Regions from separate parts of the Homo sapiens genome. Here region 2 is linked to region 1. Evidence: chromatin contacts called from ENCODE Hi-C or POLR2A ChIA-PET data. All regions are on one chromosome and are shown on one strand. The core of a region is the stretch at or near the end of the contact, and the rest is flanking DNA. Distances in the headings are between cores, read along the strand shown. Region 1 has its middle 17 kb from the start of LBR. Region 2 holds the start of CCSAP (centriole, cilia and spindle associated protein).

The links. A loop is a pair of places that touch in the nucleus more often than their neighbours do. ChIA-PET counts read pairs that join two places held with the same protein, here RNA polymerase II (POLR2A). Pooled maps may share reads with other maps.
Region 2: a loop to region 1 is called in a pooled map, with 2.9 times the contacts of the local background. The contact joins the promoter of CCSAP here to the enhancer-like site in region 1. A Hi-C loop is called at or near these places in 1 of 168 maps with a recorded cell type or tissue (CD14-positive monocyte) and 2 of 50 pooled maps. POLR2A ChIA-PET finds 5 or more read pairs at or near these places in 1 of 52 experiments (activated naive CD4-positive, alpha-beta T cell).

Annotation. Positions count from the first base shown.
Region 1 is chr1:225,442,246-225,447,210 of GRCh38, forward strand. No RefSeq gene overlaps it. Among named protein-coding and RNA genes, the nearest start is that of LBR, 17 kb to the left of the region's middle. RefSeq lists enhancers at 2,391-2,460, 2,961-3,010, 3,906-4,466, 4,467-4,965 and a cis regulatory region at 2,565-3,104. Within about 2 kb of position 2,791, at least 31 of the 41 ENCODE cell types and tissues checked have a DNase peak (open chromatin) inside an H3K27ac peak, as active enhancers do; they include CD14-positive monocyte, where a contact is called at or near this core.
Region 2 is chr1:229,341,161-229,345,852 of GRCh38, forward strand. It overlaps CCSAP (centriole, cilia and spindle associated protein), which reads right to left and starts at 1,887. Exons shown (of 4, transcript NM_145257.5): 1 at 1,752-1,887; 2 at 939-1,353. The coding sequence starts at 1,305. RefSeq lists silencers at 936-1,135, 1,336-2,195, 3,042-3,336.

The DNA.
Region 1 (4,965 bases), core at 1,541-4,040:
CGGTTGACACAGGGAATGAGTGCCTTCTCCTCTGCAGAAGGAGGAACACCCTCCACCATGATGCTCTCCAAAACACCTGCACAGAGCACCCTGCTGGATGCCAGAGCCCTGTGAGGGCTTCCTGGTGCAGGTGAGGCCCGGCACAGCCAGCAGAAGGACTTATCCTGGCTAACAAAGACTTGTGTTACATGTCCCCCTTCAAAACTGGTGCCACATGTCTGTGTGACCTACCTGCTGGCCTCTCACTGCTAACTGAAGACAGGCACTATTTCCCCACCATAGTGGTCTTTTTGTCCTTCTCATGATTTATTGGATGCATAAAACAAACACATGAGCTGGCTCACACCTGTAATTCCAGGACTTTGGGAGGCCGAGACGGGCAGATCACGAGGTCAGGAGTTCAAGACCCATCTGGCCAACATAGTAAAACCCCATCTCTACTAAAAATACAAAAAATTAGCTGGGCATGGTAGCAGGCACCTGTAATCCCAGCTACTCAGGAGGCTGAGGCAGGAGAATCCTGTGAACCCGGGAGGCAGATGTTGCAGTGAGCTGAGATCACGCCACTGCACTCCAGCCTGGGCAACAGAGCAAGACTCTATCTCAAAACACACACACACACACACACACACACACACACACACACACACACACACGGAGGGCCAAAAAAAAATGGTAAGGAAGAAGAAGAATGGAGGCAGAAAAGATGCCACCCTGGAGAGGTGACCTGGCTGCTGTGGTAACGTGGACATGCTCAGCGCGTTTCAGGACTGTTAGGTTTCAGGGTCTGCCCACCTGCCTCTCCTGAGAGGGGGGCGACAGAGAGCTGGCTGCGTGCAGGGCTCTCCTGGGAATCTGGGCTCTCAGCCAGGCCACCCCACAGAAGTGTTCAGGGGCAGGGAGTTGTATATCCTGGAATGACTATTTAGAAAGGATATAACAGAGGGGAGAGAAAAATAAGGAAATGTGAGGAGTTAGGTCAATGCTTGCCCCTTCCCACGGGCCCACCCATGGTAACGCTGTGGCTCGCTGCAGGCCAGCCAGTATCTGGGAATACAGAGACGCATGATAGTGTCTTTCTACTCTGATTACAACTCCACTAGGTGCCAGCATTTTGCATGCAATCGCTCTATTAATCCTTTCAATGTCCTTGTGAGATAGGTCCATTTATCCCCATTCCACAGGTGAAGAAACTGAAAGAATGGTTGAATGACCTGCTCCGGCTGACACACGGAGTGAGTGGCTGAGCTGGGAAGAGAGACCAGTGGCGTGTAACTCAGAGTCCACGGTGTGTGATGTATGAAGGACTAAGAGAGACCAGTCAGGAGCAGCCGGAATCCCATCTGGAGCCTAAAGAGTTGTCTTTGGTGTAGAAAGTGTCTACCCCACCCCTAATTATATATCCAGTGAAGGCTGTTGCTTAACGTGGCTGTTGGCTCATAAACTGTAAGCACTATGAGAGCAAGTCTTTTCATCTGTGACCTCGATGTCCCCCTTGGTGCCATGGGCTGTGCCCATGTGCGCTAAATACACATGATCAGCCTATTGCTGTTTGGCCAGCTGTCTTTTTTTTTTTTTTTTTTTTTTTTTTTTTTGAGATGGAGTTTCGCTCTTTTTGGCCAGGTTGGAGTGCCATGGTGCAATCTCAGCTTACTGCAACCTCCACCTCCTGGGTTCAAATGATTCTCCTGCCTCAGCCTCCCAAGTAGCTGGGATTACAGGCATGCACCACCATGCCAAGCTAATTCTGTATTTTTAGTAGAGATAGGGTTTCACCATGTTGGCCAGTCTGGTCTCGAACTCCTGACCTCAGGTGATCCGCCTACCTCTGCTCCCGAAGTGCTGGGATTACAGATGTGAGCCACCATGCCCAGCCACCCAGCTGTCCTTTTAGGACACTTTCTGTACTCTCTGTAATAACAGAAGTCCCACACCAGGGCTGACTTTATAGAACCCTAGTTCCAAACTCTCTTAGTTCTGTCAGGAAAGCATTTGCATTTTTTTTTCTCCCCCGAGACAGGGTCTTGCTCTGTCACCCATGCTGGAGTGCAGTGGTGTGATAGCTCACTGCAGCCTCAAACTCCCCCAGCTCAAGCAATCCTCCCACCTCAGCCTCCCAAGTAGCTGAGACTACAGGCATAAGCCACCACACCTAGCCAGAAAAACTCTTTCTTTCTTTCTTTCTTTTTTTTTGAGATGGAGTCTTGCTCTGTCACCCAGGCTGGAGTGCAGTGGCTCGATCTTGGCTCACTGCAATCTCTGCCTCTCAGGTTCAAGCAATTCTCCTGCCTCAGCCTCCCAAGTAGCTGGGATTACAGGCATGCGCCATCACGCCCAACTAATTTTTGTATTTTTAGTAGAGATGGGGTTTCACCATGTTGGCCAGGCTGGCCTCGAACTCCTGACCTCAGGTGATCTACCAGCCTTGGCCTCCCAAAGTGCTGGGATTACAGGCGTGAGCCACCGCACCCGTGCCAGAAAAGCTTTTTTCTTAATAGCTCCCCTGGGAACCTCAGTTCTACCACCGAAGGTATACAATCACTCCAACAGATAACAAATCGACATTGTCGTGCATAAATGTAGAGCTGATCCGTATTTCATGTCAAAGGCCTGGACTGTGTGAAATTGGCTGGTATTTGTTCCAGAAGCACTTGTTCATGTTGAAGATGGGGCAGTTCTGAGTGGGTTAGCAGGCTGACGAGCTTGGCTCAGAAGCCGCTCACTATTGTTTGGGCTTTGCTTTTGACTTCACATCCTGAAATAAATGGTCGTTGCAGACCAGGCACGTGAGCAGGAAGTGGGCAGGGCTTAAAACACAGAGAAGTCATAACCTCTGCGGTTTGGTTCATGTTGTAATATGAAAACCAGGAAGCTTATCTTGCAGGAGGCTGATGTGTAAAAGTTCAGAATGGAGTGGAGCCCTCCCTCTTGGCACCCTATGCGCGGAGTCACCCTTTGTCTGCCACAGGAAGCACCCAGGTCCTGGCAGCTAGAAAACTGTAACAACTTGGAAACATTTCCCAAAATGTCATCATGGCATCAAAATGAGACAATCAATTTCTTGCAAAATTGTTTGCAAGAATACAATTTGATCAAAAGTAGAGTTAGACTTTTTTTTTTTTAAGACAGTTTCGATCTTGTTACCTAGGCTAGAGTGCAATGGTGATCTCTGCTTACTGCAACCTCTGCCTGCCAGGTTCAAGCGATTCTCTGCCTCAGCCTCCTGAATAGCTGGGACTACAGGTGTGCGCCACCATGCCCAGCTAATTTTTGTATTTTTAGTAGAGACGGGGTTTCACCATGTTGGCCAGGCTGGTCTGAAACTCCTGACCTCAGATGACCTGCCTGCCTCGGCCTCCCAAAGTGCTGGATTGTAAGCGTGAGCCACTACGCCCAGCCGAGTTAGACTTTCTCTAAGAACAGCCCCTCTGTGTGTTTTAACTTAAGTGAGAAACAACATGGGTGAGTCAGTGGTTGAAGGCAAGAGAGACACGGGAGAGACACTGATGCCCTGTCCATCCCTTCTCTGGGCCTCAGGGCATTCCAGCAGGTAGAGAACTCCACCCTCCTGCCTGCCTATCAGTCTGCTTGGTCTTGAAAGTCTGCTGCACAGAGTGGGTAGTGGCCATCTGAATCAGTGCTAACACAAAAGCTAGACAGCAATGCTTACAGGCTAGCCAGGAAAATGTTTTTACCAGAAAATTGCTTGAGAAGAGAACACAGAGTTTCAGTAGGGACATGACGATTGAGGATGGAAATGCTTGGTGAAGCAGAACATCCTGGCGTAGCCACAAGAAAACACAATAACCTTAAGGCAGTCACTCGAAGGCATCCTGGAGCCCCAGGCAGGGAGCATTTCACTTCACCAAGGCGTCTGGGGCCATCAAGTGGGAGAAAAAACTGAAGCCTAAAGCTCCTGCTACTGCTCTCTGAGCTCCCAGATCCCTGTACCTGACACCTGCCACACCTGGCTCGGCAGGTAACTAAGACTGGAAGAACCAGATGAGGAGTGGCTCTGCCACACTTATTTGAGAAAATGTCTGAGTAGTATCTGTCCAGCTAGGTCTTCCTGAGTTTCCCATGGCTCTTAAAGATTAGACATCATTAACTGAGTTTCCCAGCAGCACACCTGCCTGAGGTAGATTACAGTGTGGACTATTCCCTGTGAGAAGCTTCCTGCAGCATAGCGCCAGGGAAGGGCTAACCAAGATCGTGTCTTTGCAAAACACCTTTCAGACTGCAGCACCCCCAGGGTGAACTTCAGAGTCACTTTGATCTCAATTAGCATTCTTGGATATTATAAACAAACACCTAGACTCCCAGGGAGGGGAAAATCAGTACCCCAGGAAAATCACAGGAGATGGAGTTCTCAGGGCTTTATCACAGGCTGGCCATCGAAAGCCACAGGGAGCCCTCAGGCTAGCCAGGGTCACATCTCACCTCTGCCCAGCCACCCCAGGTGTTTCCTAGAAGCCCCCCCTTTTCCCGCTTTGGCCTGCCTGGCTCTTTTTGGCTTCTGAAAACAAAGAGAGGAGCTGTGTGCAGTCAGCCTGAGACACGTGGGAAGATGGTTGCTGCCCCTGCTGGCCCTAAAGCTCCAGAAAGCCAATGCCACCGTGCAGGCGGTGGAGAGCATATTCTGATATGGGAGGAGGAGGCGTCCGCAGACCCCTAGTTCCTAACTTTGGGTCATGGCCAAGGGACCTCCTGGGGAAAACTGCGTGCTAGAGAGCCGGTGAGCATATCTTAAGTTAGGCCCAAAGGGGACTGGGTGGGTTTCTTCCTCCAGCACCCCTGCTCTTCCCAAGAGGAGCCCCTTTCCTTCCCTGAGCTTCCCCTTCCCAGGCTCCTGTTTTGACAGGATGCCTGGGTCTGATCACAGCCACAGGCCCGTTTTGGGCTGTGTTCCCCCTGGAGTGTATTGGCCAAGGAATTCCTGGAGCATTTGAAGAAAGGCCCCTTCCC
Region 2 (4,692 bases), core at 637-3,136, 3.9 Mb after region 1:
TCCAGCCTGGGCCACAGAGCGAGACTCCGTCTCAAAAAAAAAAAAAAAAAAAGATTACAACATGGTCTCTTTTGGGATTGTTTTGAATATTAAATGACAACATACATATTCCCAGATCAGTGACTGAATGTCTAACAGGCTCCCAATACATTTTCCATGTTTTCCTCACTCGAGCCTTTTTAAAATCCAGTGATCTGGAAGGAACCATTGGTTACTCCAGGCTGTACTGAGGCGTTCAACTGGGTCCCCAGCCCTGCAAGCCTCTGGGCAGGAAAGAAGGTGAAGGGGCCATGCCTTGAAAACACGCGCAGCGCCACCGGCGCTTTCGGATCTGGACAGGCGAGGGAGGATGGGGAGGGACGGAAGGGGAGAGGCCCTAGCACTTATAAAGATGCTCTCACAGCCAAGTTATTCAACACTCCACGTAAACAAATGCAAAATATTCTTTAGGGACAGCGTAGCGAGGTCGGGGAGTTAATACGGAAAACAATGGCCCCATTCATCAGACAAAGCTTAGCTCTGTGGTTCTTAACCTTTTGGGTTACCTTTGAGAATCTGATTAAAGCTGGGGCTCCTCTGATCAAAAATGGGCGCCTAGAAATAAGCAGATGGGACTCAGTGGTTCGCCAAGAAATAAGATGGGATTCAGAGGTTTGCCAAGCCGCAGAGGCCCGCGAGGAAAGACCCCAGACTCAGCCAGCGGCGCTTCAATTGAGTTCACCGCTGGCTCGACCGAAAGCCACCTAATTAAGGAAATAAAGGGTGGCAAAGGCTGCCACCTTCCCTATTTTGTCAAGAGAGACGGATTCTGTCAACCGAAAAAAAAAAAAGGAAGAGCCAGCCCCGAGTGGCGCAAGAAATAAGAGATCAGCTGCTCAGAGCTTAGAGCAAACCGTCCCTGCGTGCAGGCCCCTCGCGCTCCCCTCCGGGCCGGGTACCTGGCAGAGCCGCGTCCTCCGCGTCCTCGGCCTCCGCGTCCCCGGCCTCCGCGTCCTGCTCCTCCGGGGCCCCGCGCGCCCGCCGTTCCGCCTCCTCCTGGGTCGCCGGCTCTACGGGCGGCGGGGGCGAGGGCGGGGCGCACCGGGGTGCGGGGCCCCCGGCGCCCGACGACTCTGACGACGCCGAGTCCTCCGAGGAGCCGGCCGGGCCCCAGTCGTCCCAGAGCCAGGGCGCGTGCGCCTGCTCCAGCAGCCGGCGGCCTAGGCGGTAGTGCAGCAGCTCGCGGTAGCACGGCCCGTACTCCTCCCAGCGCGGCTCCTGGTAGCGCTTCATGTACTCGCTCTTCACCCCGCTCCCCGGGGACATGGTGCCGTCCGCCGCCTCGAGCGCCAGCCGCTCCTCGCTGCCCGCAGCCTACGGGACCCGGTACACGACACAGAGGCCGCCCCGCCCCTCCGCCGGCCCTGCCCGCCGCGACGTTTAAACCCGGAGCCCCGCCCGGACGGGAGCAGGGGGCGGGTCCCGGCGAGGGCGGGGAGGGGGCGGGGCGGGGGCGGCCTCACCCGGCGGCCGGGACCAAGAGCAGAGGCGGGGACCGGGGCTGCTGGGGTCGAGGGGCGCGCCGCCGAGGAGGGCTGCTCAGTGGGCGGAAGGCAGGGAGGCTGCGGGCTGGGGCGAGGGGACCGCAGGAGACTGGGGCTGAGCGGGAGGAGGAGCGAGGGAGGGGAGCGGCGGGGCCCGTGATCGGGTGGTCCTGGGGTCTCCGGAGGCGTCCCCTGAGCTAGGCGTGCGGTCCCGCGGGGCTGCCTTACCTCCTTCCCGCCGCGCCCGGCCGATCCTCTGCGCCCAGGCCCGAGGCGCGCGTGGCGCAGCAGCTAAAGCGCAGCTCGCTCTCCCGCGCGCTTTCCTCCTGAGCAAGATGTCGCCGCGGCGGCCCGCGCTCCAGCTGCAGGCGGGAGGCGGTGGCGCCGCCTCAGTCCCGGAGCCTCCACGCGCGCTCCCGGCCCCCGGGCCTCCGCCCGCTCCGTGGGGGCGGCTGCTTCCGTAGAGAGCGCGAGGCGCGGGGGTGCGGGCGTGCCTGCCAGTCCGAGGGGCCCAGGCCCAGGTCCCTGGCCCACTTATTTGAGGTGCCCGTCCACCCTGGTCCCAGCAGACGCTGTCCCAGGCACGCGTCACTCTGCAGGAGTCGTCAGTTAGGGGCAAGAGATGATCCCTCCAGATATGCAGCCCCCCCAGGCTGCGGCCGGGGGCGACACTCTCTGTCCTCACTCGAAACCTACCGGTTCTTCCTCTCTGTGTTCACAACACCTGTTACTCTGGCTTTAACTCCCTTTTATATCTACACTCCCCAAATTCTTTTAGATTTTGATCAAAACCATTTCACTCGCTCAGAGATTCGTTTGCACATAAAAGCTTGACAGATTAACTTACGTTGTGCAGAAGTATACAAAGTTGTCCCATTTGTTACAGTTTCAAAAGTGGCCCCACACTCTTTTCCCTTTTTACACATAAAACCTTCACAGATCCAGTTACTTTGTGCAGAAGTATACAACGTTGCCCCATTTGTTACAGTTTCAAAAGTGGCCCCGCACTGTTTTCCCTTTTTGCTCATAAAACCTCCACAGATCCGGCTGAGCGCTGTGGCTCACGCCTGTAATCCCAGCATTTTGGGAGGCCGAGGCGGGTGGCTCACGAGGTCAGGAGATCGAGACCATCCTGGCTAACACAGTGAAACCCCATCTCTACTAAAAAAATAAAAATAAAAAGAATTAGCCCGGCGTGGTGGTGAACGGCTGTAGTCCCAGCTACTCGGGAGCCTGAGGCAGGAGAATGGCGTGAACCCGGGAGGCGGAGCTTGCAGTGAGCCTAGATTGCGCCACTGCACTCCAGCCTGGGCGACAGAGCAAGACTCCGTCTCAAAAAAAATAAAAAATAAAAAATAAAAACCTTCACAGATCCAGTTACATTGTACAGAAGAATACAACGTTGCCCCATTTGTTACAGTTTCAGAAGTGGTCCTGCACTATTTTCCCTTTCTTAAAAAAAGAGCCTTGATACAGTAGCTGCAAAAAGATTTGAAAGGAAAAAACTTTTGGAAAATCTAAATATATATATAGCAGTTAAAAAGCAAGCCCAGGCCGTGAGTAGCGCTCACGGCTTCCACGTCAGGATTCCCACGAATTCACCTACTTTCTACGTGTCCGCATCCTGCCTCCCACCACCACCGCCCACCTCATCATAGCTAAATGATTCAGAGGCGGCTACTGGCCCAAATGGGGCGGGTCAGACCGTCTGCTCTGAAAACTTGAAGTTACTAGTCCAATCATTAGCACGGGATTGTGTTAATGGCAGTTTTCTGGACGGAAACTCCAGGATACCCTGCTGCTAATGAGTCCGCGGACGCCATGATTTCTCCCCTTCCCAACTTTATTTTCTGTTCCTTGACTTACATTAGGGACATTCTAATGCACTTTCCTTTTGTTTAAGCTGGCTGGGGTTGGTTTCTGATGTTTGCAACCAAAGTAGCCTTAATAAAGATTGAATAAGGTGGGGAAATGGTTATATGTAGTTCTATGGGACATGCAGGACACCATCGGTTTCAGCTTTTGCTGCATAATTCACTCCAAAACTCAGTGGTTTAAAACAGCTAAGATTTATTATTTCTTATGATTCTGAGGGTTAGCTGGGCAGTTCCTCCGCAGTTGGATTCTGATGGAGAGACAGCAGGGCTGGAAGTTTCAAGATGACCTCCTGATATAGTTGGGATAATTCCTCCAAATCTGAAGTTGAAATTGATCCCCAATGTTGGAGGTGGGGCCTAGTGGGAAGTGTGTGGGTCATGGGGGCAGATCCCTCATGCATGGCTTGGTGCCATTCTTCAGTAACGAGTGAGTTCTCACTCTTTTAGTTTGCATGAGAGCTTGTTGTTCAAAAAGAGCCTGGCATGTCCTCCTCTCTCTCTCTCACTCCCTTTCTCTCTCCATGTGACATGACAGCTCCCCTTCCCCTTCCACCATGATTGGAAGCTCCCTGAGGCCTCACCAGAAGCAGATGCTGACACTGTGCTTCCTGTATAGCCTGCAGAACCATGAGCCAAATAAACCTGTTTTATTTATAAATTACCCAGCCTCCGGTATTCCTTTATAACAGCACAAAACAAACTAGTACACCTCCCTTACATAACTGGCAGTGGGGTGGGCTGTGGGCTGGGCCGTCTTGGTCACATCCTCCAGAAGCCTGGACTGGCATCTCAAGGTCATATACATCTCCTGCTGCATTCTCACGTTCAAAGAAATCACAAGGCTAAGAGTCAAGGGAGAGAAATGAACTTCCCTTCTGCATAAGAGGAGCAGCAAATTCACATTCCAAAAGGGATTGCATACCGGGTGAAGGAATTTGCGGGCATATTTTACAATCTTCAACACAACACACACACACACACACACACACAAATATAAGGGCACTCTGGGAGGCCAAGGCAGGCGGATCACCTGAGGTCAGGAGTTCAAGACCAACCTGGCCAACATGGCGAAACCTCATTTTTACTAAAAATACAAAAATTAGCTGGACTTGGTGGTGCATGCTTGTAGTCCCAGCTACTCCGGAGGCTGACAGGAGAATTACTTGAACCTGAGAGGCAGAGGTAAGCTGAGATCATACCACTGCACTCTAACCTGAGCGACTGCACCCTATTTACAAGAGAGGCTTGCAAATATCTGGCTTTTCTAGGTTCTACACTGGCATGGGAATTCA